Linked DNA regions of Mus musculus: regions 1, 2 and 3 are each linked to region 4. The links are chromatin loops, found by intact Hi-C in ENCODE. Cell type or tissue: heart. All regions are shown on one strand.

Region 1 (8,000 bases), 62 kb before region 4:
CTGTTCCAGAAGCTGTCAGGTTCTCTGGCGCACCCTCTCACCTGTTCAGACTAATTCCCTAAGTTCGGCGGGTCCCGGACCAAGATGGCGACCGCTGCTGCTGTGGCTTAGGTCGCCTCCCCAGCCGGGCGGGCACCTGTCCTCTGGTCCGGAAGGTGGCCGGCTGACCCCGGCCCACACAGGGTGCTGCCTCAGCGCTTCTGCCGCCGCCTGTTCCAGAAGCTGTCAGGTTCTCTGGCGCACCCTCTCACCTGTTCAGACTAATTTCCTAAGTTCGGCGGGTCCCGGACCAAGATGGCGACCGCTGCTGCTGTGGCTTAGGTCGCCTCCCCAGCCGGGCGGGCACCTGTCCTCCGGTCCGGAAGGTGGCCGGCTGTCCCCGGCCCACACAGGGTGCTGCCTCAGCCCCTCTGTGCTTCTGCCTGTTCCAGAGGCTGTCAGGTTCTCTGGCGCACCCTCTCACCTGTTCAGACTAATTTCCTAAGTTCGGCGGGTCCCGGACCAAGATGGCGACCGCTGCTGCTGTGGCTTAGGCCGCCTCCCCAGCCGGGCGGGCACCTGTCCTCCGGTCCAGACGGTGGCTGGCTGTCCCCGGCCCACAAAGGGTGCTGCCTCAGTGCCTCTGTGCTTCCGCCTGTTCCAGAAGCTGTCAGGTTCTCTGGCGCACCCTCTCACCTGTTCAGACTAATTTCCTAAGTTCGGCGGGTCCCGGACCAAGATGGAGACCGCTGCTGCTGTGGCTTAGGCCGCCTCCCCAGCCGGGCGGGCACCTGAGTGCCTCCAAGAAGAAACTGTCCATACAGCATGCTTGCTGGCTGGACTACGAGTGAATGTTGGAAGGAAGGAAGGAAGGAAGAAAGAAAGGAAGGAAGGAAAAAAAGAAAAAAAAAGGGAGAGGAGAGGAGAAAAGAGAAGAGAAAAGAAAAGAAAAAAAAGAAAAGAAAAGACAGATGAAGTACAGGCTGGGTGTGTTGGTACATGTCAATAATCCCAGTATTTGAGAATCGAAGGCAGGAGGACCAGGAGTTCAAGGTCATCCTTGGTTATATAGCTGAGTGTGAGGCTAGTCTGTGCTAGACACCCTATCTCAAAAAGGGAGGGGGTAGTGGGTGGTGCTGAGTTTGAGTCTCAGCACCTGTGTAAAGGCCCTTCATCCAGGTTAGTGAGATACCCTGTTTAAAAATACAGAGTTAAAAAGGACCACTACCAGGGAATAGCATCCAAGGTTATCTGGCCTCCACATACATGAACACCCCCACACATGAAAGTACACACACACACAAAGTGCAAGTGTAAGTTTTATATATTTAAGAGAGGTACTCTTGTCAGTTTATGAACATTTCTGACTTCTGCACAGTTTCTCTCTCTCCCTCTCCCTCCCTCTCCCTCTCCCTCTCCCTCTCCCCCCCCCTCTCTCTCTGTGTGTGTGAATGTATAATATTTTTTATGGACAAATGACAAGTACAGTGTGTGACCTGGAATAGTCTGTGGCCTTCTGGATTGCTACCTCTGTGACTGTCAGTGCCACTGGGACTGGGACTGGGACCACGGGGGCTGGTTTTACTCATCTCAGGGTTCCTTTTAGCCCAGTGATATGGAATATTTGGAACTTGAAAACCACCCCTGGCCAGCAGCAACTGAAAGGACTTTGCTGCTCAGCATCCTCCCCCATGTCCTGGCTCCTTATCCGATGAGTGCAGATTTGCTTCCCATGCCTGCTGTGTTTCTAGTCTGGGATGGGAAGCCTGTAGTTTGTTACCAGGGAAATTTTATCACAAGGTGGCTTAAAGGAAACGAAAATACATAGGTCAGTCGTCAAAGAACAGGGATTGCCAATGTGGGTGTCATGTGGCTTGTGGTAATGCCTGAAACAAGGCTGTTGGGCCTGTTGGATTTGCTACCTCTGCTGCGTTGTTCAGCCAGCGTTTCTTGACAGCTCAGATTTGGACCTGGAGAGATGACGAAGAGGTTAAGAGCATGTAGAGGGCCTGGGGTTGATTCCCAGTACCCATATTAGGCAGCTCAAGACAGCTTATAACTCGAGTTCCAGTTCCAGGGGATCTGGTGTCTGTAGGTACCTTACATGTGTGTGGTACACATGAACTAGTTGTGTGTGTGTGTGTACTTGCTCTTAGCTTCTGAGCCATCTCTTCAGCCCACTCAAAAACATTCCTTACCCAGTCTGGAGCTCTAATAGACATAGTCTTCCAACGACCCAGCCAAGCTGGTCAGATTCCTTCTTTGTAAGTAAGGAGTTCATTCCAGATTATATGATTTGCCTGAGGTCATGTGCTCCAAAGCCCCTTTCTACAGTAAGACACTGGGCACTGACCAGTTTGGGATTTTGTTTGTTTGCTTGTTTCTTCTTTCATTCCTTCCGTAGCTGCCCCCACCCCCCGTTTTTTGATTTTTGATTTTTGTTTTTTGGTTGGGGTCTCATGTAGTCCAGGCCAGCTTCAACCTCACTATGCAGCACAGTGTGATCATCTTGCTCCATCTCCTGAGTAGGCAGATGTCACTGTGCTCAGCTTTGTTTTGTTTTCAAACAGGGTCTCTCTGTTATGTAGCCCTGGCTGTCCTGGAATCCACTATGTAGGCCAGGCTGGTATCAAATTTACAGGAATTTCCACCTGCCTCTGCCTCTCTGCCTCTCTGCCTCTCTGCCTCTCTGCCTCTCTGCCTCTCTGCCTCTCTGCCTCTCTGCCTCTCTGCCTCTGCCTCGAGTGCTGAGATTAAAGTCTTGTACCACCACGACCAGCTGTTAGTTTTTGGTTTGCTGTTTTTATTTTCATCTCATCCCCACCCATGTGTGTGTGTGTGTGTGTGTGTGTGTGTGTGTGTGTGTGTGTGTGGTATATCAAGGAGAGAGCATGGATATGGGTGTATGTGCTATGGTGCATACGTGACAGGACAGCCTTGGGTGTCAGTCTCCACCTTCCACCTTGAGCTCCTAGGAATTCTCCTGTCTTTGCTTCCCATCTCCCCGTAGGAATGCTGGGATGACAGAGGCACTGCATTGGTTTCAATGGGTTCTAGGAGTCAAACTCAGTTCCTCACACCATCTCCCCAGGCCCCTCCAGTTCATTATAAGTTGAAATGCCTCGTAGGGGCTCGACATTTTTAGGTTTCCCGAGGAGAAACAAAACCAAGCAGATGAGTGCACTGGCTAGCATGCCGTTCTCCTGATCCACCCCAGGGATCAAGTATAGGAAGCTGAAACCAGCAAGCAGCAAACCAACTGCCACAAGCGTGAGTGAGTCTAGGAACAAAGAAGGAGTACTCTGAGCATTCAAGAGTAAGTATTCATTTGGACATGTAGCCCTGGTTGGCCTGGAGTTTGCTATGTAGATCAGGCTGGCCTAGAAATCAGATCTGCTTGACTCTGCCTCCCTGAGTTCTGAGATTATAGGTGTGCTCCACCATGCCCAGCTTAGTGAGCACTTTTAAGCTCCTATTTTATTCTTTTCCAAGGAGAAGTCAGATGCAATAGAATCGCATACACTGACTGACAGCAGGCCATCTCTTAAGGCATATGTGCAAGATTGGGTTGTTTAAAGGGCTCTCTTTATTATTTTTAGTTATGTGTATATGTGTGTCGGCACATGCACATGCAAGATCAGAGGTCTCCCCCTGGAGCTGGGGAGTGACAGGCAGTTATGAGTCACCTGTTACAGGTGATTTAGGTGCTGGGAACTGACCCTCAGGTCCTATGTAAGAGCAGAGTACATCTTACCTGCTGACTCATCACTCCTGCTCCAAGATCTGAGTAGCTTCAGTTTATTTCTTTTCTAAATGCTCCATCAAAGCCAGTGTGACATCCCTCACTCTTGAAAACAATGCACATGTGGCTGGCAATGGCAGTGGGGACAGTAGCTTGAATTATTTATCCTTTGGAGCAAGCTTCATAGGAGTCTGTGTCCCATGCCAGAAACAGCAAGGGCAGAGAAGAAATACATTTCTCTTCCAACAGTGAATTGCTGCTGCCTGGGTGTCTTTGTCCTTTATACATGTCACAGGAGGGGTGGGGACAGGTTCAGGGACTACACAGGCTGCTTCTACTAAAATGGGACTTTTAAGGTGAAAATTCAAGCATGTGATGTTGAGAAAATTTGACTTTTGGAGAAACACAAAATCATAATAAATTGCAGGTCTGGAGGGAAAGCCATGAATCATGTTGGCAGGCATGCTGCCTCGTGGGCCTGTGCCACCAGCCCCAGCCTTCTCTCACACCTCTCTTAGCCCTGAGTCACCTGCCTTCATCTGCCAAGTGTATACTGCTCCCTGGCGTTTCCCCGAGCACAACAGACGTCAGTACCCAGAGGTCAGGAGAAGTTTGCAGAGGACCCCGCACCTCCAGCTGTGAGTGTCTCCCGAGTTCTATCTTTGGCCAGCCTCAATTTAGGGAGGCCTCTCAGCTGGCTCTGCTTATTGCTTTCCATGGTCCAGGAAAGAAAAATGATCAGTTGGTCACTTTCTTTAAAGTCCTCTCGTGTCCGAGTTATACATGATCTAAGACTAGCTATTGAAATGATTAATACAAGTGATAGAAAAATGTAGGATCAGCCTAGATTTTTTTTTGAGCCCCTGAAGGCAATGTATAGTTTTGTGAAAGCACTGACTTGTTTACTCTCTCTGCAAACCCTAATGTGTCTTCCCTTATGCTTTCCCTACCCTTCCCTTGGCCCTCTGAAAGGGCATTTGAGCAAAAGCACAAAAAGATTCCAAGGGCTCCAATTTGCCATCCTTGGTGGGAGTCCTAAGACACCACCCACTTGCTGTGAGACAGCTGGTGAGTACCCGGAAGTCCTGCCTGGTCAGCTGGGCCCTTCATTTACCACATGACTTTTAAAAGTAAGCAGCTGGCTCAAGTCCGACTTAGCAAGTTGCAGAAGCTTAAGTGAGTCCCTTTGGTTTTGGGTACCTGTGTTCCAGATTTGCAGGATGCACATAAGCATGCCTGGCTTTCTCTAGAGTGGGCTACATCAGCTAATGCAGATAACAAATGGAGCACCACACTCAGCACAGCCACCCATGCATTACAGGCTTTCAAAGTGGAGCGTCTCCCCCTCCTCCCTCTCCTGTCTGCACAGCTCTGGGTGGAGAATGGGGAAGGTTGGTTTTCTAGGGCTAGCCCTGGAGATTTGGGTTCCTAGTTGGATTTGGCTTGGAAACAAGACACTCTTCAAGAAATAAAGAGTGCACTGGCCCACGAGTCAGTGGGACTGAGGTTCTGACATAGACCCACATACTGCGATCTTGGTAAGCTGTTGACTGGAGAGTCTGGGTGGCACCCTTGATATTTAAGAAGCAGGCACGCATCCTGACTTAGGAACCCTTTCAGCTTTGGAGTCCTATAGATCGTCTCAAGCACACTGAGCCATTCTCAACTTAGTCTCTAATGTCCTTGTCCCGTCTAATGTTTTGTCCTGTCCTCCCTCCTCCTCCCAGTTTTTTCCAGTGGTTCTTAACTCCCTGGAAAGGCTCTTTTAAAGAACAATAATTACAAATGCACATATGGAATTTTAAAGAGGACAGAGATCTCAGCTGCTTTAAATGAGGATATGGGAAGTGAAGGGTTGAGACTTTTTGAGCCCTCTACAAAATGCAATGTGTGTTGAGACTACCAGTGGGCATCATTTCTGACTGAAGATCCTCTTTAGCCCAGACATTCCCCTATGTAGTCCAGCCCCCATGACTGCATATGAACTCCCGCAGTGCTCCGTGGCAAACTGAACTGCTTCTCAGAATATTCTCTTCAGTACGTAGCATGCTGGCTTTGTTCCAAGGTGGCATCTTGGAAGACCACAGATATTCTGGAGCCAGAATGCTTGAGTTCACATCATGGCTACTGGTATTTTAGGCTAAATTACTAAATTTCTTTTAACCTTTGTTTTCTTTTCTGCAGGACAGTAATGATAACCCTCATTCTACAAGGTCACTGTGGACACCAATGAACTCATTTCTACTAGGATAGCAAACACATTGGCATTTTGTTGGTTTGTTTGTGTGTTTGTCTAGTAGGATCTTAGCAGTCCAGGTTGCCTTGCATTCACAATTTTCCCTCCTCAGGCTTACAATCATGTGCTACTATACCCTAGCTCAGCTTTTGTAAGTCTAATTTTGGAGGGGAGAGGGTTCGTGGATAAATGACATTGTTTTCTTTGTGTTCTTCACCCAACCAGTAGGCTACATGTTGTTCCCCAGGTGGGTGGGTGACCGTTTTATCTTATAATAAGTTCAACCATGACTCTTGTTGGAACTGTTGGTCTGGAGAGTAACAGCAGCGACTGCATTAAGATGTGGGCACCTTTGTGGGCACCCAGGCACTGCATACTGCTGCTCTGATAACCAGAGCTTGCCTTGGTTCATGGCTTGTTCTCTGGTTGTGCTTGGGTATCACCCATCTGTATGCCTTCTTTGAGAACTGTCTGCCCAGTCGGTTAGCTTGTTTTCTGCTGGGTGATCTGTTTTCCTGGTGTTTAATTTGCCCAGTTCTGTATATATAAAGATGTGTAGCAGGCAAAGATTTTCTTACCATTCTCTAGGCGCTGGTGCTTGTTTTCTTTGCTGGACAGGAACGTCTTAGTTTCCTATACGTCTAGTTGTTGGTTGTTGGCAATGTGTGCTGTACAGTTGGAGCACTGTTGAGAAAGTTTCTTCTATGCCTGTGTCCTGAAGTGTTTTGCTTCAGGTCTGGCTCTAAGATCCACTTTGAGTTGATTTTGCACAGGGTTGGAGACGGGGGTCTTAGTCTTTCCTCTCCTTGTGGAAATCGTTTTCTCAGCACAGGTGTTTAGAGGTCTCTTTCCTCCAGTGTATGTTTTTGATACCTTTGTCCAAAGATAGAGAACTGTAGCTTTGTGGGGTGACTTCTGGGACCTCTGTTTGAGCCCCTTGATTGCCAGGGCCACTTTTTGAGCTAGTAACATGCTGTTTTTGTTACCATGATGCTGTAATATGGTTTGATATGGAATATTCCTGATAACTCTAGCATTTTCCACTTTCTGATAAGGATTTGCTTGAGATGTCAGGGTCTTTTGTCCTTGTAGGAAGCTAAACTGCTGGCCTACCAAAAGAATAAGTATAAAATTCTGAAAAAGAAAGCCCCCCCTTTCTCTGTGTTGTTTTGCTTGCTTGGTTACTTGCCTCCCTACCCAAAACAAAAAACAAACAAAACAAAACAAAAAAAAAAACCAAAAAACAAAAAAGGCAAAACAAGACAAAACCTTTCTCAGTTTGGAAGCCTGGTCCCCTTTTCTTTATGTTGAATACTCCCTATTTCCTGGGTCCATCTAGCTTAGAATTTCTTCAGGCTAAAATAACTTGGAGCTCAATTTAAACAATTATTTTTGTAGTCCCCGCCCCCCCCCCCCCCCCAGCCCCCAGCTACTTGTTGAGTAATCCAGGGTGTGTGTTCATGCCCAGGGCCAGGCAGCTGATTAAAAAACCTCTGCAGCATCCCAGGCTCTCCCGAGAAGGGGCCGGCTCACTGCCAAGCTCTCTACACAAGTTAGTCTAACCTGAATTTTGCAGTAGGGGGATGAAGAGGTTGGAATCCGAGATGCAGGGCAAACTGCAGTTTTCCCCTCACGTGTGCTCTTCAGATCCAGATATTAGAATTTAAGAAAGGCAGTGACAAGATCACTGTGGCTCTAATCCTGTCCCTTTAAGAAGCCTGTCATTTAACTCTTGAATACCCCATCAGCAATAGATAAAGGGCGGGTGAAGAAACTGTTGAGGCTCTTTCAAAAGGCGCCTTTTTGTTCCAAGGCATCTTCTTGTTTCCTTCTGTGGAGGCTCTACTACACAGCGGTTTGAACGAGAACTGGCCTCCAGGTGGCGCTTCAGCACAGAGAATGGCGGCAGAGGGCGCTACCCAGGCCACCATTGCTCAGGGATACCCTTACGTAAGGGGATTCACAGGAAATCCGGCTTCTCCGGTTGCACAATGGCGAGAGGCCTGGCCTTTGTCATGGCTCAGGCTGTAACTCAAAATCTGT
Region 2 (8,000 bases), 48 kb before region 4:
TTTTTGAGATGTTTTGGGACCTTAGGACTTTAAACTAAGGAAGGTATGTCAGTTTTTGACCTCTGTATTCAATTTTTAATCAACATATTGCATGTCCTCATGAGCTACAACGTGGCTGCGATTTTTCAGTGTCTGTGCACAATGTGTTATGATTGGATCAGGATGACTGGCGTATCCATCACCTCAGACAGTTCTCATTTCTCAGTATGGGAACGTGTGAAATCCTCCCACCAGCTACTTGCCCGCCACCGTTAAACCCTGGATGCTATAGGGCCTTAGCAGCGATTCCTCCCATCCGGCTGCAACCCTCTGCTCACTAACCACTCTCTCTACATCTCTGCTCAGGTTCTGGACCATTGTATCTCTCTGCATTCAGCCAGGATATGATTCAGTACACAGTGTCTTTCTTGACACTTGCTTGATTTACGTCACTTACGTCCAATTCCACCCATGTTGGGCGAATGACACAGTTGTGTTCCTGTTTATGCACAAATAATATTCTATTGTGTGTTTACTTTTTTTTTTTTTTTTTTTTTTTTTTTAAGAACAGTGTTTCTCTGTGTAGCCCTGGCTGTCCTGGAACTTTCACAGAGATCTGATGCCTCTGTCTTCCAAGTATGGGGATTAAAGGTATGTGCCACCACACTTTATGTTCGTATCCATTTGTCTGTTACTGGGCACCTAGGCTGATCCTACCTTCGCTGCTGTGAATTGCGGCCATTTAACTCTGAGCCACAGACTCTTGGTTGGGCTGATTTCAGTTTATCTTAATATACACTCAGCTTTCTGGGTCACATTGCAGTTGTGTTCCTTGTTTTGTAAGGCAGATGCACGCTGTTTCTCTGGTGGCCATGCTCCCAACTGCTGTGCTCAAGGCTCTCTTTGCTCAACATTTCCACCGGCATTTGTTACCTTCGTCTTTTTAATAATTGACATCTTATCAGGGCTGACTTGATGTCCCATTGTGTGTGTGTGTGTGTGTGTGTATGTGTGAGAAAGAGAGAGAGAGAGAGAGAGAGAGAGAGAGAGAGAGAGAGAGAGAGAGAGAGAGAGAGAGAGAGAGAGAGACATGAGCACAGGAACCTGCAGAGGTCAGAGGGTGTCAGGTCCCCGAGGGCTAGCATTAAGGGCAGCCGTGAAGCAATATAGGTGCTGGGAACTGAACCTCTCTCTGCAAGAGCAGCACTGCTCGTATCTGCTGAGTCATCTCCCCTCCGTTTTGTGCCCCCTGGTGATGGATGACAACCCTGTGATTGTTGACTATCTGTGTATCTTCTTTGGAGAAATCTAGTTAGGGCTTGGGCTCCTTTTAACCAATTTATGATTTTTGTGTGGGTTTGTTTTCTACTGAGTTGTTTGAATTCCTTACAGAGAGTGTTAGAGAACGCCTGCCCCGCCCCTCTGTTACGTTTGTGGGAGGGGTCGGTTTTCTCTTTCTTCTCAGTTTCTGCCCGGAGGCAGGGGCAGGGTCACAGCCACTTTGCTCAAATCCCAAAGTGTTCCCTGTGTCCCGCTGCTCTACTGATTTCATAGTGTCTGATTTATTTATTTTACTCTTAAGTCTTTAATCCATTTTGATTTTTTTTTTTTTTTTACATAGTGATGGATGGGAACCTAGTTTCATCTGCCTATGCATATGCAGTTCACCCAGGACTATTGTTAAAAAGAACTTTCATTTTCCATGTGTTACATGGGCAAACACACGGGTTCTAGTTCTCTATCTCACTGGACAGTATCGCCTGCCTTGCTGTGTGGTCACTCTAGCTTTGTAGCATGTTGTGAAGTCAGGAGTTACAATGCCCTCAGCTTTGCTCTTTCTAGATAAGATTACTTTGGAACTTTGGGGTTGGGAATTCCATATAAATCCCCCACCCTCCCCCCAACCCCCTCTCGCTCTCCCCACACCCCAGTACTGGAGACTGAATCGATAGCCTCATTATGCTAGGCAGGTGCAGGTGCTGGACTACTGAGCCACATCCCAGCCCCCCACCCCCCTTCTGTTTGGAACACCACCGGTATTCAGATGGACGTAATGTGGAATCTGTAGATCACGTTCAGAAGTGTGGACAGTTTCACTGGATGAACTCTTCCAGTCAGCAAACATAAGAAACCTTTTGTTTTTCATTTTCTTTCATAGAGTCTCTTGACTTTGTTTTTTTTTTTTTTTTTTTTCTCTTTGGACTATAAAATTCTTTTCCCTCAAATCAATATTTTTTTTTAAAGTGACTTTTCTAAGTGGGCCAGTGACTGACTAGTGTGTTTAACTCCTGTTACACTGACAGGATTAAAAGCAAGCCCAGTTCTCCCATTCATGCCTCAGAGTAGTAACAAAGGGTGTATTCCTTGGGAATATAGAAATGGTTATTTTGCTGTTTTAGTATGCAGAGTTGAATTCATATATCTAACACACACACACACACACACACACACACTATACACACATAAACCCCTCCGAGAGAGAGAGAGAGAGAGAGAGAGAGAGAGAGAGAGAGAGAGAGAGAGAGAGTTTTTAAGCTAGGAAAAAAAGAGTTTGCCTCTCATGACTCGTGCCCTTTACCTACATTCTGACCTTCCGCCTCACCTAATATTACCCCATTTTCTAAGTTCTAGGCTATACCCATACTTAATACCTGTTCACATATATTCATGTATATATTCTAGGCTATAGCTCCTATATGAGGAAGAATTTTCTTTTCTTTCTTTTGTGGTCTTCTGGAGTTTAAGATTATGTTCCCTTAATGTTACACTTTTGAGATCCATTCATCTCCTGCAAGTTTCATGCTCTTTACAGCAGAATAATACCCTATTTTGTACATGAAGCACATTTTCATTACCCGTTCTCCTGCTGCTGGACATGCAGGCTGGTTGCGTAAGCACATGAACGTGCAGGCATCTCTGAGGTAGGACATGGAGTTCTTTGGGCCAAGGCCTAGGAATGGTATAGGCAGGTTATATGGTAATTCTATTTTTCCTTTTTTTTTTTGAGACTCTGATCTGATTCCCACAGTGGTTGTTTCAGTCTGCCCTCCCACCGGCAGCAAACGAGGCTTCTTTTCCCCCCACATTCTTACCAACATCTGTTGTCGAATTTCTATTTATTTATTTTGGTTTTTTGAAACAGGGTTTCCCTGTATAGCCCTGGCTGTCCGGAAACTCACTCTGTAGACCAGGTTGGCCTCGAACTCAGAAATCTGCCTGCTTCTGCCTCCCAAGTGCTGGGATTAAAGGCGTGTGCCACCACTACCTGGCTCTTTTTATTTTTTAAGATTTAGTTTTATCTTATGTGTATGAGTATTTCGTCTATGTGTATGTGTGTGTGCCACATGCGTGCCTGGCTTCCATAGAGGCCAAAAGAGAGCGGCAGACTCCCTGTAACTGCAGTTACAGATGGCTATAAGCCACGATGGGGGGGGGGGGCGCTAGGACACAAACCCAGGTCCTCTACAGGAGCAGCCAGTGAGCCATCTCTCCAGACTTGAGGTCAGGCTTTACATGAAAGAATGGGGAATGGAGTAGAGAAATATTTTTAGATTGGCTTTGGGGAGAGTGGGTTCTGGTTTCCATAGCTTCCCCAGGAGGAACTGAAGGGGAAGAGGCAAGAGGGCAGGAGAAAGTCAGGGCGAAGCTCCACCAGAAGGGGTCTAACAAGTCTTGGCGGTGATCCAGGTCTTGATACTGGGAGAAATGCCAGTAGGTCACTGCCACCGTTGGCCTTCTGGAATAATCCAGCGTCTGGGAGGGAGCGTGCCCACCACCTTCCCTGTGTTGTGTCCCGCAAATCGGGCGTGGGGGGGGGGGGTCAGGAAGAAAAACAATCTGACCCTTCCGGCCATCGCAGAAGGGAAGCTTCACACACTGGGCAGTTTCCTCAGAAGGGAAATGACCTGAGGTTGGAGCAATGCAGGACAGCCTGAAAGACATCTGCTCAAGCAGGGCCTGGGGGGGGGGGGGGGGGGCGGGGGAGGGGAAGGGGGAAGGAAGAGCCACAGGTGGCGTGAGGGGCAGGCCTCTTTCTGGGACTGCATATGAAAGGTCAGCTAGCCACCCTGAGGGAGACAGGGACCAGGAAGAGGACTGTCTGACAGGGGCCTTTTAGCTCAACCCCTTTTCTCCAGAGTTGTTTTGAAGTGGAATGGAGGTTGGAAGAGCCCAGCACCGACTCCTCTAAAGTGTAAAAGGGTTTTTATTTTTCCCCCCAACAGGCTTTTGTAATCAAACGAGATAGGAGCAAAAACATGATAATAAACGAACCGAACGAACAAACAGCTGTTTTCTCAAAGGCTTTATCATCCCAGGTCCCCGTTTGGCCTAAGTTTTCTCAGTGTTCTCTATACTCGGCAGCTGGGTGGGCGTCTGTGGGAGGTAGGAAGGAGAGGGTAGTGCTTTGAAACAGAACTAGGTCAGAGCTGGTACTTAACCAGTGTGTAGATGCTGGAGATCTGCGGCTCCTTTCCCCTGGCTTCTGGAGGAAGTTCTGGAGAGACTGTAGGAGGGAGGGAGGAGGGTCAGACTCCAGATGTTTCTCCTGCGCTCCCCGTGGTTTCTGCTCACAGAAGTCCCTCGGAGGTAAGGGAGATTGCCCTGTTCTTTTTTTAGCTGAGAGTGAAGTCCTCTGCCTCTGTTGGCGTGGATCTCAGTTTCTCCCTTCAGACTCCAGGTACCAGGCGTGTGCTGGGCAACTTGCCGGCATTCAGGAAAAACACATAAACCTTCCCATTCGGCATTTGAGCACCTGAAGTTCAAACAGAGCTTAGAGAAGGCAGAGGAGAGGACATAGCTTCTGTAGGTTAACCCCAGACATTGTTTTCTCCTGGGAGAAGGGAGCCATGATGTAAAAAGCCACGTTTGTCCTATTGGACGTACTTGAGACTATTTTTTTCCTTACATTTATTTATGGAACAGAGAAGGAAGAACCCCAGGTTCTCATACCATGACACGATGTAGAGACTAGAGGACAACCCATGGGAATCCGTTCTCTCCTTCCACCATTTGGGGGCCAGGGGATTGAACTCGGGTCTTCAGGCTTGGCAGCTAGCAACCTTTACTGGTTGAGACATCTCACTGGTCCCACATTTGGTATGTATGAAGACCAAGAATATTTTTGAAGGACTCTCAAGAAATCTGTTATGCCGGGAGAGTTGCAGGTGGTGAGGGCTGACTCAGTTGGTGGCAGGGTAGAGAGGAAGACTTTGTCTGTAGCCTCTTTGTTTTTCAAGTAACAAACATGATTTTTAAAACAATAATTATGAATAGTGTGTGTGTGTGAAATGTCTGAGCATGGGCATATGCATGTCGTATGTGTGTGTGTGTATGTGTATGTGTATAGAGGACAGAGAACAACTTTGTTATTTCTTCCTCTATTGCCATGTGAGTTCCAGGGACCAAAGCTACTGTGCCATCGCTCCAGTCCCCACAAACACAATGTTTTAGAGCAGTTTTGGAGATGAGGTGTGAATTGGTGGCAGAGTAGTTACATCCAACCCAGTCCCCACACGTGGACCACTTTCCATAGGCACCCCAGGTTAGAGTGCCCCATTCATTACCATTGACAGGTCTACACTGCTACATCACTGTCACTAGAGCCAGAGTGCGAGCTTATTCATGGTTGCTGTACCTTCTAGGACTCCTTCATGGCTTACTCTTCTCTGCAAGACCAGAGAAAGCTCAGCTTCTCAAACTGAGTCAGGTCCAGAAGGGAGTGAATAACTGGGTCACTGAAAAATTCGCCAAAGCAAAGGATTTCTGAATGTATAGAAAGCAAAAATTCACTCAGAAATCTAACTTGGGCAAATCTGAGGTGTTTCTGGGAGGTCACATGGCGCTGCATCATATAACTTCCCTGTACCAAAGGCAAATATCATTGGATTATGTTGTGTTGGGATGTTTCTTTGGAAAAACTTTCTGTCTTGAGTTTGGGATTAGGAAAGAATTTCGAGCAATTTCTGAAACTTTTGTTGTATGGTATTTAGAATGCATTTAGTATGCATAATATATGCAAAGTGACATTCTTAGCATTGACTGTAAAATCAAAATATCAAGGAACTCTGGAAGCCCTTCATGTTCTCTCTCATGCAGCATCAAATATTTAGGTCAAGTTTTAATCCTCTATGTAAAAATAAATATGCATATTCTCTCATTGGTATGCAAATTCGATTTAGTCTTTAAATTATAAAATAATATAACTCTCAAATAATTTTTAAGATACATTTATGATTTATTGTCAGTAATTGATTAATATACCTGTTTTATATACAAATACATTCAGAATCGCATGAAAATTTCTTCTGGAAAAGCAGTCATGATTGGAGAAGGTTTGAGATGCCATGATCGAGAGTTCTTCCCTGCCCTGTGGCCAGCATGGTTCTCAAGAAAGGCTGCCAGGGGCCTGGGAAGATGGTGGTGTGGTGGTAAAGATTGCGCTGCAGAAGCCTGAGGCTCCGAGTTTAGAACCCTAAAGCCCACGTGAATGCTGGATGGGCATGGATGTAATTGTTCCAGCCTCAAAGGGGGAAAAAAAAAAAAAAGGAAAATCCCCAAGCAAGCTGCCTAGGAAGACTAGTTATATCAGTGAGCTTTGGGTTTGATTGAGAGGTCCTGCCTCAATAAGGTGGAAGGGACATCAACCTCTTATCTCCATGTACACACACATACACACACACACACACACACACACACACACACACACAGAGAGAGAGAGAGACATATACATGTGCACATACATGTGAAGAATGGAAAAAAGAAAAGAGTAGTTCTACTATCCTTAAGGGATATATGTTCTAAGAGGTCCAGTGGATACCTGAAACCTATATATGTTATTTCTGGTCCCACATATTTATGATAAAATTTAATTTACAAATTAGATGTGATAAGAGATAAGAAGACCTAACAATAACATGGAACAATCATTACACTATACTACAATAGACAGTCTCTCTGCCCATCCCCCTTAATACATCTTATTGTAGGCCAATGGATGGCTCCGAACGCAAAGACTCTTGCTACCAAACCTAAAGACTTGAGTTCAATCCCAGAACCCACCTAGAAGAACTAACTCCTGCAGGTTGTCCTCTGACCTTCACATATATGCTGTGGCATGCACCACACAAATAAACTGCCCATCTGGTTTATTTTATATGTTTATGTGTTTGGGTGTTTTTCCAGCATGTTTGTCTGGTGTCATGTGCTTGCAGTGTTCACGGAGGCCAAAAGAAGCCTTTGGATGCCCTGGAGCTGTGTTTACAGAAGGATGTGAGCCACTGTGTAGGTGCTGAAAATCAAACCCAGTTCTCTACAAGAAGAACTAGTATTCCTAATGGCTGAGCCATCTCTCCAGTCCCTTCTTGAGAAATTCTATGTCTATGTCCACAGGAGCTATTGTGCAGTCATTTTTGTTTCTTGTAGACACTGGTTTTGGTAGTGTGGTCATATTGGCTTCATGGGGTGAGTGAAGAAACATTCCTGCTCAGAAACTAAAGATAGTTGGTATGGGGGGGTTCCTTAAACATCTCGTGAAACCCACTGGGTAGTCCATTCAGTTAGTTTATCGTCGATTCAACTTCATTCATACACAAAATGTTCAGATTTGTCAGGTTGTTCTGACATGAATTTCTCTCTTCCGAGGACTCAACCCACGTCACTGAGGTTGTCACACACAGACACTGAGCTGTTTGTGGTATTTCTCCATTATTCTTTTAATGCCTGTAAGAACTGAGGTGATAACCTCCCTTCATCTCTGACGTCATTGACCTATAGCTTCTCTTCCTCATGGTCTGGCTAAAGGCTTATGCATTTTACTGATCTTTTCAAAGAATCAGCTTCTAGTTTTACTGGCTTTCTCTGCTGATTTCCTGTTCACAGTTTTCTTTTTCTTTTCTTTTCTTCTCTCTTTTTTCCTTCTTTCCTTCCTTCCTTCCTTTCTTTCTTTCTTTCTTTCTTTCTTTCTTTCTTTCTTTCTTTCTCTCTCTCTCTCTTTCTTTCTCTTTCTCTTCTTCTTCTTCTTC
Region 3 (8,000 bases), 160 kb after region 4:
TTATTTATGTGTTTTGCTTAGAAGGTATTCATACTACCATATGCTCTGCCTCTCTACCTCCTACTGTAGCTCAACCTGGCCTCTAATACACTATGTAGCCTAGCCTAGCATTAAACTCTGTGATTTTCCTGCCTCAGTCTCCCAAATACTGAGTTTATAGGTGTGAGCTGCTCACTTGACTTTGAAGGCTATTTTATTATGATAACTTGTGGTAAAAAAACCAGGCTAAAGTTTCATGTATTCTGTATAGGACGCTAATATTTATGACACCTGTCTGCTCCACGACCCTTTAACATTTCATGTAACTGATAGTTTGATTTGTCACTACTAGAATTTAGGCTTCCTCCAGAGAAATTGAGACTGAAACTACAAGCGAACCCTGCTTTGTCTTGCTTTGTTGCTGAGCTGCATATGGCTGGGGACACAGTTTACACTGATAGCAAAAAAGGAGGACCCCTAGGTCATTTCATAAACATTGTATTTATAATTTTGTTTTAAATTTTTCTATTAAATAGGCAGGTTTATTTCATTCTCATTATCACAAAATAAACTTTTCACGTTTTGCTACCGACCCACCTCCAAACTCCAATGAAATGAAAAGATAGAAGCAAATGTACTTTTAAATGTAGTGTGTCAGATACTATTGCTTCCTTCTCTAAATGCTAATCTCATCCGTTTTAGTTTTAAAAAAGATTTATAATTTTAAAAATATGTATGTATGTATGTGGGTACATGCAGGTGTAAATGCAGGTGTCCACGGAGTCCAGAAGAGGGCATCAGATTTCCTGGAGCTGCAGTTACAGGCACTTCTGAGCTGCCATGATGTGGGTGCTGGGAGCTGAACTCAGTGATCTGAGAGAGTAGTATGCACTTAGCTGCTGAGCCATCTCTCCTCCTTCTCACTGAACTGCCTCAGCTTTGCGCCGATGTTGTGCAGCCGCGACGTACCTTCTGAGTTCCAGAGGGGATATGCCATGGAATTGTATTACCCTCAGCAGAGACTGGCATTTGGGCCCTTGTGGACAATCAGCTAGAAAGGAAATCCTGTTGGGAGGAGCATTTGGGGAAGACTTTTTGAGTTACAGAGTGTAGATCATCTCCTTAGGACGTTGTTGAGGATGTAATATTTGGACCCAATAGCCATCTTGAGACCTAAAGTGTTTTTCATACAAAATATATTACTATCTCTGTAAATTAGCGATAACCCAGAGAAACTTTGGGAAGCATCAAATTCAGTTGTTTCATTTATTTTTGTTGGGCCTGGTTTCATATTGTTTGATTTAGTAATACACCCTTAGGAAAAACCCGAACTCTTAATCCAAAAGATAAGTTTAAGAAACAATGATAACGTTGAAAACAATTTAACCAGGGGCCATTTCAGAGAGATCATTTATGTGACATCCATGACTATGTAGTAATTTCCAGCAGTGTCCTACCATCAGTAACTCACCGAGTAGGCAGAATATTCCGACTAGGGGGAAAATGACCCACCTAAGATGGATATTTGCAGAATTGAAGAGGTACCCACGGATGCATTTAGCCTTATCACAAACATTATGATATAGCATAAGCCAACATAACATTTTGTGGAGTGTTTGCTATGCTGTCTATGTGGAGTGCTTGACTCATCTGCAGACAAGTCTCACCACAACTCAGTGAAGTATTGTTGTCATACCTGTTTTGTGTATGGGGAAATGGAGGTTAGGTGACAACAAGCAGCTTGCTAGGAAATGGAAAAGCTGGTATGTGAGCCTGGCTCTGAAGCTAAGGCTCCCTAATGACTGCAGTTTTCTGCCTGAGAATCAATTCATGGTTAAGACACTGGGCAGATGTTAGATGACTTAAAAAAAAAAAAGAAAAAAGAAAAAGAAAAAAGACACACAGCAGGCAGACATTGTTGGGTGACTACTTAACAACTATTCTCTCCTCCTCCCTTAAAGAGGACCTCTGCTTTGTTTGAAGGTGACTTATGATCAAGTTAGTGGAATGCTAGTAATTGCATTTTCTTTTGCCAGTGACTGGTCTAAGGTGGTCATGGCTCCATTTTTCTAGCCTACCACAGTGGCCACAAGCTAGGTAGGATTTTTCTCTTTCATCAAATTTGGACTAACATTTTCTTACCCTTCTTTCTTGCTTCATATAATGACCTTTGAGGATGTGATGTCTGGAGCTATGACAACCTTGTAATTAATAGGTGACAGGCTTGGAGACAAAAGTTCATATGGATATGATGTGGAAGAGTAAACACAAAGAGCTCCGGACCTTGATAATAGACTGTCCAACTAGTCCTCAAACTACCACACTTAAACTTTATGTTAAAGATGTAATAAATGACAGTGTGCTCTAAGCTATTATTTGTCAGATGTTTTGTTCCTTGTTGCCAGAGCCATTCTAAACAGATACAGTTTAGGCAGAGCATTGTGTTTCAGTCTCAGCAAAAATAGAAGATGTGAAGGCAATCGAGTATTCATTCAGGAATTTATTAGTATTAACTAGTTGTCCATAAAACAAGTTAAATTTTTTTTTAAATTTCAGATGTTGGTCTATTTGAATGATCCACATGATGCCTGTGAAAAGTATTTACTCCATTGGGTTCCAGACGCTGGGCTTTCTCTACCCCCATCATAAGTGTGAAGGCCATCTGGCTTCCAATCCACTTGGCCAGAGGGAGCCTCAGCAGGATGGAGGGTGGTATTAAAGAAATGTAGTTTCTCTCTTGGGTGACTGCTCAGCAGACAATCAAGGACTGAAGGTTACAGTCTGGCAATCTCTCCATCAGGGTGTAGATAAAGGTCCTGTCTCTGCCTGGCAGGTCCCAAGCCTGCAGCTCCAGGGCTCCACTTCCCTTATTGTTTCTTGAGTCCAGCCCACATTTAGTGTTTTTATTTCCCCAGTTCAATGGTGTGAAGGAAATCACTGTAGCTGTCTGAAGCTTGATCTAGTTTGTAGAGCTCCTCGGAGTTTAAAATAAGGGCTATCATTAAAGGGAGTCAGAAGACATGCCCTGTCACAAAAGTGAGACAAGTGCCCCAGTTCAGAGAAAACACTTTCCAAGAAATACTGGACGACTATTTGGATGAGGTGAAACATTTACGAACAGAGGGCATTCCAAAGACGAGAAAGCACGCGTTCAATGAAGGAAGAAAAAAAGCTTAAGTGTTTCTGAAAAATTAGAGCTGGGAGAGATCTGAGGTCTCCCTTGTTCTGAGTCACTTCTTCCACCTTCTTACAAACAAGCAGACGCGAAGCAGAGATCTGGTCAAGGTCAAGCCACCAGTGTCAGGACTTAGCTCCGCAGGCACCAGGTTGTTTTTTAATCCATCTCCTTCCCGCTTTCCTCAAATGATCTTCTAGTCAGTCTCTCTCGCTAAGCTGCAGTCTCCTCGAGAGCAGGATCACTGTTTTCTTCATTCTTGGAGTTCAGTAGCTAGTGTAATTAATGATCTTCACTCTCAGCTTGTTTCCGACAGGCTGTCTAACTTGCCCGAGATCACACAGCATTCGAGCACTGGACTGTATTTTACCCTCAATTAACAGGATTTCGCCAATGGATCATTTAAGAACATTCATTGAACGAATTAACAAATTCAAACCCGTAGAATCCGTTTCAGCCTTAACAGGCCCATTTAGTGGCTCCACCGTTCGGAGTAGCTGGGCACTGGACTCCCAGGATCCAGGCAAAGCACTCCCAGGATCGCCTTCGGGCTCCAGCTCCGAGGCCCCGCCCCCTGCCCAGCTGGGCACGCCCCACCTTGGGGACCAGGGTCCTTTCAGTGTTTGAGTTTCCCTTGGCTCCAGCCCCTGGCTGGAGGGCCTCTCCCCTCTAGGCGACCTGTGCCCGCTCCCAGACCAACCCTCTCTTTTCCCTCCCCCTTCTCCCTCCCTCACACTCTAAACTTCTTTTTTCCTCCCTCTCTAAACTTCAGTCATTCTAGTGCCCGCCTCCTCTACTTAGACCACCCAATCAGAAATCAGCATGCCCGCCGAGGGCCGCCCCCAGCTGCCAGAACCCAATCCACGGTGCGGAGCCGAGAACTGGGCGGGTCCTCCGGAGCAGAGCTGGTGACGGCAACGCGCCGGGCGCTGCGCTGCGGGAGGGGGCGGGGCCGGGCCGGCGAGGGCGGGGGAGGGGCCGAGCGGGGAGGAGGTTGCGGCGGGTTTGAAAGCGCCAGTTTCCTGGCAGCTGGGGCAGGCGTTGGTCTCGGCGCTCCGGCTCCGCAGCAGCCGCGCTCCAGCGAGCGACTAAGCTCGGTGCGCGCGTACCGATACGAGCCTCGGTTCCAGCCGCTCCCTCAGCTCCCGCCCCTTTGCCTCAGCCTTTCCCGCCGCGCGGGCGCCGAGTCCCGGCCGTCGGCGCTGACCCCGCCCGGAGACCCCGCCGGCGCCGCCCGCGGGGCGCGCGCTCCCTCCGGCTCTCCTCAGCGGCCCGCGAGAGGGGCGGCTCGCGGCGGCGCGCGGCCGGCGGGCTGAGGCGGGGGGTCGACGGCGGCGCCCCTCTGGCCGGGCTGTGCGCGGGGCCCGGAGCGGCACCGCGGCCGCCCGCGCGGGGGCTCCCCATGGTGCAGCGGAGGTCGGGATGTCGAAGACGTTGAAGAAGAAGAAGCACTGGCTCAGCAAGGTGCAGGAGTGTGCGGTATCCTGGGCCGGGCCCCCGGGCGACTTGGGCGCCGAGATCCGCGGCGGCGCCGAGCGCGGCGAGTTCCCTTACCTGGGGCGGCTCCGCGACGAGGCTGGCGGCGGCGGAGGCACCTGCTGCGTGGTCTCGGGCAAGGCGCCCAGTCCGGGCGATGTGCTGTTGGAGGTGAACGGGACGCCGGTCAGTGGGCTCACCAACCGGGACACTCTGGCTGTCATCCGCCACTTCCGCGAGCCCATCCGTCTGAAGACGGTGAAGCCAGGTGTGTGGTCGCCTTGGGGACCCGGGTCCTGGTCCGACTCCCCGGGGAGGAGGGGGGAGGGGGCGGCGCCGGGGTTTCCCATTTTGCGGCTAGTAAAACTGAGCTCGGGTGAACCGACAGCTGTGTAGGCTGTCAGGGAATTGGCACTAGGAGCTGGCTTTCCTAATCCAGCTCGGTCTCCCACCGCATCAAGAGTTTTTATTTTTATTTTTATTTGCCTAGAGAAGAGCCATCTCTTTTCTTCTCCCCTTTGTGGAAACAGTCCTATGATGATAATCTTTTCTTTGGAACGTATTTGCGTCTTCTAACGGGGAGAAAGGGCTTTACTATGGAGACTCGGCGCCGGATCGAGGGCCGAGGTTACCACTGAAAGCTCCTGGGAGGGCTCAGCTGGCCCAGTGCGTCGTGCACGACCGCAGACGTCTGGGAGCTGACAGTCCCACTCTGTGGGTCTAGGTGGCTCAGGTGTCTGAGTCCCAGTGAGGTACAGTGTGTGGTATGAGGCAGTGGAGCTGTTGTGTCGTCTGGATTTGGAAGGAGGACCCAGGTGCCCAGCCGAGCAAATGCCTTTGTAAAGCTTTCAAATCTACAGTATTTGTTGAAGCGCAGGGTAAAAAAAAGAACCCCTTGGTGCCCTGGTGTCTTTGATGCTCGTAAAATGTGCTGCAAAGCATGTTACGCTTATGGCATACTCCCTAGCTGGAAAGCATTGATCAGACTGCGCAGTCTGGTCTGGTAGTATGTAGTAAGTTTTCTTACGAATTTGTAAGAGAAAACACTGTTGGACCTTTCGGTATTGGTAAAATATGGTTCTGGCTTCTGAGGTGGTTGTAGACATGGGCATCGTGATTAATCATTGTTACTAGAAATCAAATTGTTTCTGCTGAACGTAGATACGGTACATCTGAACATATGGGGCTGCCAAACTGACTTGGGCTAGATTTTGGTCTTCCCCGTTCACTACAAAATGCTAGAAATTTCTAGAAATTTTAACACGTTCTCTCTCCCTCTCCTCCTCTTCCCTCCCCCCACTTCTTCCTCCTCCCTCCCTCGATCTCCCTCTTCCTCATCTTCAGCTCACTTTAGGACTGCCTCTTAAGTAGTCCTTGAGCTAATTGCAACTGATGGTTTGATGCAATATCCATGTGTTGTGGGTATGTGACATAATCTTACTAGTTTACATGAAGGTACTTTTCATATAATCTATTCTATGATACTATTAAGATTTGTGTGTTTATGGGTTTTTCTTACTGTTAATCTTTAGAACTTTGTCAAACTATAAATACCCTTTCTGTGTTTTTGAGGATTGTAAGATTCTTAACTCTTAACTTTTAGAACTATATGTAAAGGGTGGAGGGAACACTTTTGGGGCTGTAATTCGGTGTGTTGGTTACTGTTTATAATATTCAAAATACTATACATTTACTAGCCCAGGTAGGACTTAGGTCATAGGTTCTCAACCTGTGGGTCTCAACCCCTTTGGGGGTTGTGTATCAATTATCTTGCATATCAGATATTTATATTATGGTTCATTGCAGTAGCAAAATTACAGTTATGAAGTAGCAATGAAATAATGTTATGTTTGGGGGTCACTACAACATGAGGAACTGTATTAAAGGGTCACAGCATTAGGGAGGTTGAGAACCTTTGACTTAGATGAAATCCCATGAGCCAGCAGATAATGAGAATATGTGCATCATTGCTCTGTTTTGTTTTGATCAGTTGGGGCATTACTGAAGGAATAACAGTCATAAAGTTGTTGAGGAAGTTGTTATATTCCAAATCACTGTGGTTTGTTTAATAGATGAGAGGGTTGGCTCTTTAATAAACACCAATCTGTTATATACCTTTCGCATAAAATTGGAGAAAATACTTCAGGGTTTAAAGTGCTATACAGTAGTATTAGTTAACTGTATTGATAAAATCTTCCCTGCCCCAGAATATAGTCAGCATTTTGTATTAATAAAATTTTGCCTTCTTGTCATCCAAAGACACTGTCCTGCTTTAAATATTAAGTGAAAATAAAGGGAATAACTGGTGTCAGTGCTGCACTACAGCTTATTAGTAGCAGTTTTGAATGTTGTGCTTGCTTTTTAAAATATGCTCAGCATTGATAATTTGTAGTGGGTACCACTATTTTTGTGCCATTTGAGATTTAAAACTGTTCTAAGCAAATTGTAATGAAAAATATTTGTTAGGTAGTATATGACTTTCTTAAATGGCATTTTAAAAAAGCATCATTTACAATGAGATACCAAGGGTTTTGTAGGTTAAACACAAGCTTTAAATACTAGAAATTAAAAACTTGAAGAGGTTATTTGTAGAACTTAGGTTTAGTTAAAAAACTGCACAAGTATATCTCCAGAGAATTTTGGAGTCTATATGGTTTTGATTTATTTAGAAAATCATGAAAACAGAGTTTAAGGTATTCTAAAAAGAAACTTTCCCTGCCCCCACTCCCATTTTTTCTAAACTTTGTGAAAATTTTAATTCCAAGCATTATGTAGTAGATTTAGCACTCTTGGCTGGTAACTTGTTAAACTGTATTCTCGACAGTCATTTAGAAGCTAAAGAGTAAAATGCAGCTGTTTCTGTAAATTGTCTTGTTAATGAGGTATGCTCTTATACTGTCTTTTGACAGTTTGTGGCAGAAGGACTAGCTGGTGGACAACAGCACTACTTCTTTACTCCAGCCTTTCTTTTTCTTTTGTCCTGGAGAGGCTCAGGGCAGCCCTGTCAGTGCTGTTAATGCAGGCACATAGAATATGTCTTCTTTCTGATTGTCTTACTTTTTGCTTTAGAGTTGTATTTATTTTGTTGTACTTTTTAATTTGAAAGTGTTCTTTACAATTTGGATCTTTCTTTGAATTAGAGAGTTCAGTGTTGGTTTAGTGTTAATATAGTAGTACTTAGTAATCAATACTTTAAGATTTATAGGGAAATCTTTAGTCTCATTTATTTCTTGGCCCAATTAATCACCAGTTTCTTCTTTTTTTTTAATATTTTTTACTACATATTTTCCTCAATTACATTTCCAATGCTATCCCAAAAGTCCCCCATACCCCCCCCCCCACTTCCCTACCCACCCATTCCCATTTTTTT
Region 4 (8,000 bases):
GAATTTTTGGAGGCTGTGCAATTTCCTTTTGAACCTTTATGTAAATTCATGTGAAGTGACATTCAATGAAATCACTCATCTGAATGATCCCTTTAATTCTACCCGCAGCTTCGGTAAAATTGAAATTTAAATCATACATTTTATTTAATGGAAAAACTTAGATGTCAGGAGAAAGGAGAGAGGTGTCGAGGCGACACCTGTATTAAGACGGAAAGACCTTGGAATCAAAAATGAGTGTCTAGGGGGTGAAAGAGCTTCTGCTAAACGGGCGGTTATCCTTGGAGAAGTGTGTTTTTTAAAAGACAAGTTTAATCCAGAGATACAGATTGGGATCAGGTTTTGCAGAACAAATTCTTCATTCCGTGCTTGTGTCCCACGATCTCCCCACCATTCCCCATGCATTTTGCTTGTCTGGATTATGATGTGGATTATGGAAGGCCATTAACGATTTATAGTAGAGGCTGGAATCGTAAGATGATTCTGCAAATGCATTTTAGTCCTCAGGTCTAGCTACTAAAAATGTCCATCTATGTTTAATTGCTTTAATTAACAGTAGGTTTAACATTAAAAATTCTTAATGTGCATTGCAGGGCCCTGGGCCCTGGTTTGTCCCCTCCCCCAAATAAACCTTACTGTAAGAAAATCAAATGATGAACAGAGAGACGTGAAGGATTCCATCCCTCACGATAGTTAATATTTCTGATTTATTAAAGTTTTATGTATATTGAGGATACTAAGTTTAGTGTACAGAGGTATGTGTGTGTGTGTTTAGGTAAATTAAGAATTTATCCTCTGTCATTCAAAATGTTAAATAGTACATTTCTTTCCATTTTTATATAGCAAAAGCTACTATAACTTTCTGTTTGAATTTTTTATGTTTTTACTTTTAAAGGTCTCTCTCTGTCCCAAAATTATTAAAAACTTAACTTATTTTTATTATTTTTATGATTACATTTTGTATGTGACCTTTGGCGATATTACTGGGTTTTATTCTGCTATAAAAATAAGGTTTGGATCCAGGCTTAGTCTTTCAAGTGGCTGTCCGGTATTTTCACCACCACCATCTCTTTATTGATTTGAAGTGTTACTATTGTAATGTGTTTAATTCCATATAATCCCTTATGTGCTTAAAATTATCCCTTATGTATAATTTTATAGTATTGTCTATGCTCTGAATAATCTCATAGATTTGGCGAGTGGAATGTTGAAAGATATTTTAATATTTGGTAAGTTAGTTTTGTATAGAAATTTGCAGGGGGTAGAATTAACATCTTTTATGAATAGAGTTTATTTATAAAACCATATTTAAAAATCAAATGCTGGAAAGATGGCTTGGTGGCTAAGTACCTTTGCTGTTTCATAGGGCCTGAGTTTGGTTCCTGGCAACTGGACAGCAGCTCACTACCATCTGTAACTCCAGTTCCAGGGGATGCTATACCCTCTCTTGCCTTTGTGGGCAATAGACACGCATACATTACACATACATACATGGGAGCAAAACACTCATGCACATAAAGTAAAAGTGTAAATTCTAACAAGAAATCCTGGGCATAGTGGTGCAGGCCTGGAATTCCAGCACTCAGGAGACTGAGGCAGGGGACTGCTGAACTGTGTGCACAACTGTACCACACAGAACAGGGACAAAATGAAGCACCCGAGAAGGAAGAGAGAGAAGAAGTAGGAGAGAGAGAGAGAGAGAGAGAGAGGGAGAAGAGAAGGAAGCTCAAGGGGTATGTGGTGGGAAGAGAGGGGGAGGAGGAAGAGGGAGGGGGGAAACAGGGAGAGAAAGACTATTTCCCTTTTTATGATTAAGGCAATGAATGTTCAAAGAACCCAATTACACCATTCTGTATCAGAATTACCTTCTGAAACTAGCTTAAAGGAAAATCAAAGCTGAAGGGAATATGATGAATGTCCTTCAAGTGGAGACGTATTGTTGAAGAGTTGGCACAAATTTTCTCTGAAGAAAATTGTACCCTCTGAAATGACGGAGCCAAGGGTATATAAGACTGGATAATGAATAAGTAAAAAAAAAAATTAGATTACACCATAACAGAGCCATCTGGGAGGCTGGTCATCCTGAGGATTGTGCGCCCGCCAGAGAATCACTGGATGGATAAGAATTGCATGGATCCTTGCCCAGCCTTGATCGTGTGGACAGACATGTTCTGTATATAGCTGCATCCACGAGGAGCCTTGCTACACCACTGGGCTCTCATCCAGAGCCTCACTTCCAGGTGATACCACAGAGCCCCCAGTCTGCTGAATAAACTGTATAGCTCTGAGCCCAGAGCTGTGGGAGCCAGCCAAGAGTGGAGAGGCCCACACTTCTGTCTCCATGGCAGCCAAGTAGAACCGCCCTTCATGACCGAGTCATTTACTCAACACGATGCTTCGCAAGTCAGTCCCTGAACACTGCTGTGCTCCAAAATCATGAATTGTAATCTTTTCCCCTGCAAGTCCTCTACTCAAAAATGTCAAACGGAATGTGACTTCTCCCATTAGTGTGGAGTGGGGAGGCTCCTCCATCGGATGTTTTGGATACTGGCAGGATGTCTGGTTGGGAACATGGTCATGGCTTCCCAAGGGTTACCAACAGGAAGATGTTCTTGGACGACAGAGTTTCCATTTGATCTCAAAAGACTGTGGTGGAGTTTCTCTTAGACACAGGGCAGTCTGGAAGGAAAAACAGATACTAAATAGCAACCAGAGGAGAGAGGGGAGGGTCATTTCTTTGGAAAGTACACCGGTGCTACCAGGTATACAGATTTACATATGTCACAGCTATGCAAATTGTGAAAAGTCTGTAAGCACATGCAACAAACTTGTAACAGCTACCCCTGTAGCAGCGGGGTAACAAAGGCCTTTAGCTTTCTAAGGTATATAGGTATTCCTTAAATGTTTTATAACCAGCTAACAGTACTTTTGTACTTATGAAAATGCAGATCTTAAAAATTAAATTCATTTCCAAAAAGTATTGAATATATTTTTAACAAAAAAATTTTTTTACGTGTATGAGTGTTCTGCTTGCATGTATGGCTCGGCATCATATACTTACCTATTGTCTGTGGAGGCCAGAAAAGGACATTGAATTCCCTGAAACTGGAGTTACCAGCAGTTTTTAGCTGAAACATGGGTGCTGAAAATTGAACATCAGTTCTCTGGAATAGCAGCTGGTACTTTTAACCGCTGAGCCAAAAGTATTGAGTATTCTTAAGACTATGACACCGCTTGGCTTTAATATTTGCCATGCTGGCCTGAGAAAGGTAGAGATAAAAGTTTTCTTCAGGACCCTGAGTCTGTCCCTAGTGGAGGACCTGTTTATTTGCAGCAGTGAAAGTGAGTAGTGCTCCCTCTATTCATCTATTGAAGTGACTATTAGTGCTCCCTCTTCTTGCCAACAGCAGTGAATTTCAGTCCTCCTCCTGCTTGTATCTACAGAAATGAATATGCATGGTCCCTCCATTCATCTACTTAGTGAATTGTGAGTGCTCCCTCTGATTGTATACAGCAGCAAATGTGAGTGCTCATCACAACACTGAACACAGTGCTCCCTCGCGTCCATTGCCTGTCTATAGGAACAAAAGTGAGTGCTTCCTTGGTGGCAAGGCTACTCAATAAGAGAATGAGGTAGCCTCTAGAAAACCTAAAAGCCTTTCTGACATAGTCCGGGCCTGAGACTGGCAAGTCTAACATGGCAGGAATGACAAGCAGTTAATGATGACCAGGAGAGGGTGTGGTCTGGAGGAAATAGGCAGCTGGCCACAAACCATGTATGTTCTGTGGAACACTGGCTCGATTCCTTCTTCAGGCAGAGTCTTTTCTTTGTTGGCTGCAAGGCCATTGTGCTCAATGAGACCTCCCCGATCCTAGGTCCCCAGTGACAGGTGAGGGCAGTGGTCAGCTTCCTTTTGAGGAGTGGGAGTTGACAGACGACGGCTCTTTGAATTAAGATGAGAAGCCAGGGTTTTCTCCTCCCTCATTTTCTTTTTCTGGCTCGGAATAGGTCTGTGCGTACACAGCAGATGGCTTTCTGACGAAGCCCAAATTCATCCAGTCTTTGGGGGAAAAAACTACAGCAAAAAGGACTGTTATTCCAATCTGATAAGGCTTTCTATTTTCAGCTAGAAAAATGAGTGTCTGTAAGTAGAAAAGAGAGGGGAAAAAAATCACTCCAACACCAGGAAAGTGAAAGTAATGAGAGTTGATACTCGCCTTGGGTGGATCTGGGAGCTTTGTGTGAGCCCAGGCACTCCTCTGGCTCAGCAGCCACAGAAGGCAGTTCCAGATAGCAAGCCAGACAGGCAAAGGCGGGAAGGGGACACACCAGCTCCAGGCAATATCTGTGAGGGAAGCTGCAGAGAGCAGAAATGGGAAAGGATAAAGGGGGCCTCATATGGGTTTTTGTTTGTTTGTTTGTTTTTGTTTGTTTGTTTTTTAACAGCTTTTTTGTTTCTTTAAAAAATTCTATTTTGCTTAGAAAATAAGCGAACATCAGAGACTGGGCACTCTTGCTAAGCACTCTGGAGGAAGAGTGCTGGGGCGAGGCTGCATGATCCTTCACCTACAAATTGGCCTGCTGCTACAAGCACTCAACTGTCCTGTGCCTCTATTTTCTCATCTTTAAAATGGGGTTGATGACTGAAACCATGGTGGAGATTAAACAGCTCCACTCAATGACTTGTGACTGCCTATTGTGGACTAACCCTGCAGTACCCAGGCACTGCTCTGAGGAGCAGGGTTACAATGATCACAGCACCGGAAGAGAGAACAACCTGAAACTAAGTAATGAGAAATACAGTCTATTAGAGATGTATAAGAGACAAAATCTGATGGTTCATTTTCAAAATGGAGGTGTCTTGGGTCTTCATTGGTCCAGCTGCAGATGAACAGGAAACATTGGGGTCTTGCTGAACTACCCTAACACCTAAAAGTCTAGAAAACAAAGTGACCTTGAGCTATGACAAGGTTAAGTTTTAAAATAAACAGGATGTAAAATGTAGAGATGAACACATGTGATCTTTGTTGCAACAACGAAATAAAAGATGGCCCTAAGAGGCAGAAGGAAACACTTAGATGGTTTGTAAGACTGTCACACTGGGCCACAAAGGTAAGGAGGAGGGGCTTGCTGTGTTAGTTATAAAATCTATTCTCTGCTGACAGCCCACCTGCCCTGGGCTGATGCCTCACTGTGTAATGTTGCAAAACAAACTGCCTCATTTGGCTGCTCCTAGTCTTCAGTGCTTGTTTTTATTAAGCTAAGATCTTTGTTTCTCTCAATATGGATAAGGAAAGACAGAGTAGGGTGGTGGTGAGGAGGGTCAGGGGTAGGGATGTAGGGGTGGGGGTGGGGCGGCAGAGATGGGTGCGTGGGAGGGTAGGGAGGATGGGAGGTGGGGGGATGTGGTCTGGTGTAGTGTGGTACATATGTATAAATCCCAGCACTCTGAGGAAGGGGTGTACCTACAGTTTGAGATTAGCTTGGGCTACTAGTGAGTCCATTCCTCACAGCAAACAGAAAACAGAATGGAGGGTTAAGAAGGTTGCTGCTCAGCCAGGTGACTGATCGTCAGTTGTGAGAGGAATCCTGGCTGGTATTTTCATCATCTATATTTGAAATCTGTCTTATTTCCAATACTACTAATAACACTTTTTAAGTGACCAAGAAGAACGGTACGTGGATGCATTGAAATCGTGGATGCATTGGAATGGGTATCTAATGGAGGCTGGAGAGATGGCTTAGCAAGGTTCCACTACTAGAGGAGCCAGATTCAATTCCCAGACCTACATGGTGACTCGCAACTGCCTGTAACTCCAGTTCCAGGGGGTCTAACACATTCTTCTGGTCTTCGTGGACACCAGACATGCACACGGTACATGGACTTATATACAGGGAAACATGAAAATAAGAAAACATAAAAATATACATATAAAAGTGAGAAAGCAACGGGTAGAAGTTGCCATCAGGGTCTTGAAAGCACTTTAGAGGAGCTGGCAATGAGTGCGTTTGCACGTGAAGAAGCCCTGCCACAGATGTACTGACCATGGAGGACAGAAGCTGAGCCATGAAACAAGTGATTCAAAAGTAATTTCTACTAAAAAAAAAAAAAGAAGGAAACAAAGCCAACCGAAACCTAGTAACCTCTAGAATTGGAAACAGAAAATAGTTGAATGCATCAAACCGAGCAGCAGAGGATGGGTATTCAGTGGTTGAAATATTACCTAATCAGTGCTATTAGAAGTGGTAAAGAAAGAACAAAGAGAAACGTGAAAATAAAAAAGAAGAAAAAGGGGGAGAGAACAATAGAAACAGACACACTGGCACAGGGCCAAAGATAAAATTAATCTCAGCACTTGGGAGGGAGAGGCAGGCAGATTTCTGAGTTCAAGGCCAGCCTGGTCTACAGAGTGAGTTACAGGACAGCCAGGGCTACACAGAGAAACCCCGTCTCAACAAACAAACAAACAAACAAACAAACAAATAATCAAACAAAACAAAACAAAAACGATGAAACAGAGCAGATACAGCAAGGACAAGGAATAGAGCAAAGGTCAAGGAGACTATCACCCCATCTTCTTCCCTTTGTCATGTCATGGAAACTAAAACTCCTGCAGGGTTTGGTAGACCCTGGCCCTGGGCGGGCAGTGCTGGGGGTGCTTCTTTATTGGCAGAGATGCTATGTTCATTACTTTACTTGTTGCCATGACAAAAATTTGACAGAACAACTTGGGGAGGGAAGGGGAAGAGAGGGGAGGAGAGGAGAGGGAAGTGTTTGTTTTGACTCTTGGCTTAAGAGGTGATAGAGTCCATCATGGCAGGAAGACAGGGCAATATGGAGACATCATGACGCAAGCTGGAGCCCTGAGGTAGCTGATCACACTGCTTCCAAGGTCAGGAAGCAGAGAAAGACAAATGCTAATGTTTCGCTCATTCTTCATTTTTATTCAGTCCAACTATGGGACAAGTCACCTGTAGCTGGATAGGCCTTTCGTCCTTAGTAATTTCTCTAGACTTAGCTTCCCAGACAGCTCCAGAAGTGTGTTTCCTCAGTGATTAGAACCCAGTCAAGTTAGCAATGAAAAGAAAGAAGTGAAATTAGGAGCCAAGGGGTTCTGAACCCCGTGGGATACTCTCAGACCTTTATTTTTGGTTAGTGATTAGGAATATTCTAAGATTCTTCCCTTGGACCTAAAAGAAGGCAGTCAAAGGGGGATGTGCTCTGGCTCAGGACCTCTCCCCTGGTCCCAAACACATTCAAGCCAGTACATTGAGACAGTGAAAATTGAGCCTGTTACACATAGGAGCATTTTACCTACAAAACTAGCTAATACTTGACTCATTCTTTAATTTGTCAAGTTCTCTCCCTACTCAGAGTAGACCAACAAAATCACAGTTGGATTTAATCACACAGTTGCTTCAGAGATTCTAAGATACAGACGAATAAGGCTAAGGCACAAATCTTCGTTCAATTGAAAAAGCTGACGAATAGAGAAAATACCATGGCTTAGGAACTTTAAAGTTAACTAGGCTCAACCACAAAGCCTAGCATCTTGGGCTAAATGGCTCAGTGGCTAAGAGCACTGGCTGCTCCTCCAGAAGACCCAGGTTCAATTCCTAGCACCCACACCCATCTGTAGCTCCAGTCCAGAGAATTCAACACCATCTTCTGGCCTCTGTTTAGGTACTTGGTATACAAACATACATACAGGCAGAGCACTAGACACAAAAATAGAATTAAAATCTTAGGAGAAAAAAAAAAAGCCCCATATTCTGAAGGTTCCCACACGGAAGATCCAAAATGGAAATTTAGGCAAAATGCAAACTAGGATTGGAAAAGAGCCCCGAATGATGATGTTTCTAGTACATTCTAATGCTTCTGATCCCGGTTAGGTGAGCGAGGAGCTAGCTGAGCACAGAGCAAGCACATGATTCCCCAAGGACCAGAGGAACTGTGTAGAGAGCAAAAGCCAGAGAGAAGAGTCAAACAGGATGGAAGCCC

Evidence for each region. Peaks named below come from ENCODE experiments on the same cell type or tissue, not always from the same donor. Only the 100,000 strongest peaks of a DNase experiment are listed, where the experiment ranks them.
Region 1: a loop joins it to region 4, with 2.1 times the contacts of the local background. A loop is called at or near these places in 6 of 42 quality-filtered maps.
Region 2: it touches region 4 in a loop (2.3-fold over the local background); 6 of 42 quality-filtered maps call a loop at or near these places.
Region 3: a loop joins it to region 4, with 2.1 times the contacts of the local background. A loop is called at or near these places in 4 of 42 quality-filtered maps.

The regions. Positions count from the first base shown.
Region 1 is chr3:104,442,055-104,450,054 of GRCm38, reverse strand. No RefSeq gene overlaps it. Among named protein-coding and RNA genes, the nearest start is that of Gm38412, 37 kb to the right of the region's middle. In heart, a CTCF peak has its summit at 4,288; DNase peaks (open chromatin) are centred at 4,254, 7,494 and 7,974; H3K4me3 peaks cover 389 bases; H3K27ac peaks cover 562 bases.
Region 2 is chr3:104,427,746-104,435,745 of GRCm38, reverse strand. No RefSeq gene overlaps it. Among named protein-coding and RNA genes, the nearest start is that of Gm38412, 23 kb to the right of the region's middle. In heart, a CTCF peak has its summit at 3,575; DNase peaks (open chromatin) are centred at 1,415, 3,785 and 4,495; H3K4me3 peaks cover 1,301 bases; H3K27ac peaks cover 2,944 bases.
Region 3 is chr3:104,216,543-104,224,542 of GRCm38, reverse strand. It overlaps Magi3 (membrane associated guanylate kinase, WW and PDZ domain containing 3), which reads left to right and starts at 4,137. Exons shown (of 21, transcript NM_001159354.1): 1 at 4,137-4,898. The coding sequence starts at 4,577. In heart, a CTCF peak has its summit at 3,641; DNase peaks (open chromatin) are centred at 3,992, 4,772 and 5,402; H3K4me3 peaks cover 4,923 bases; H3K27ac peaks cover 3,521 bases.
Region 4 is chr3:104,380,022-104,388,021 of GRCm38, reverse strand. No RefSeq gene overlaps it. Among named protein-coding and RNA genes, the nearest start is that of Gm5546, 24 kb to the right of the region's middle. In heart, a CTCF peak has its summit at 3,319; DNase peaks (open chromatin) are centred at 2,271, 3,931 and 4,261; H3K27ac peaks cover 1,192 bases.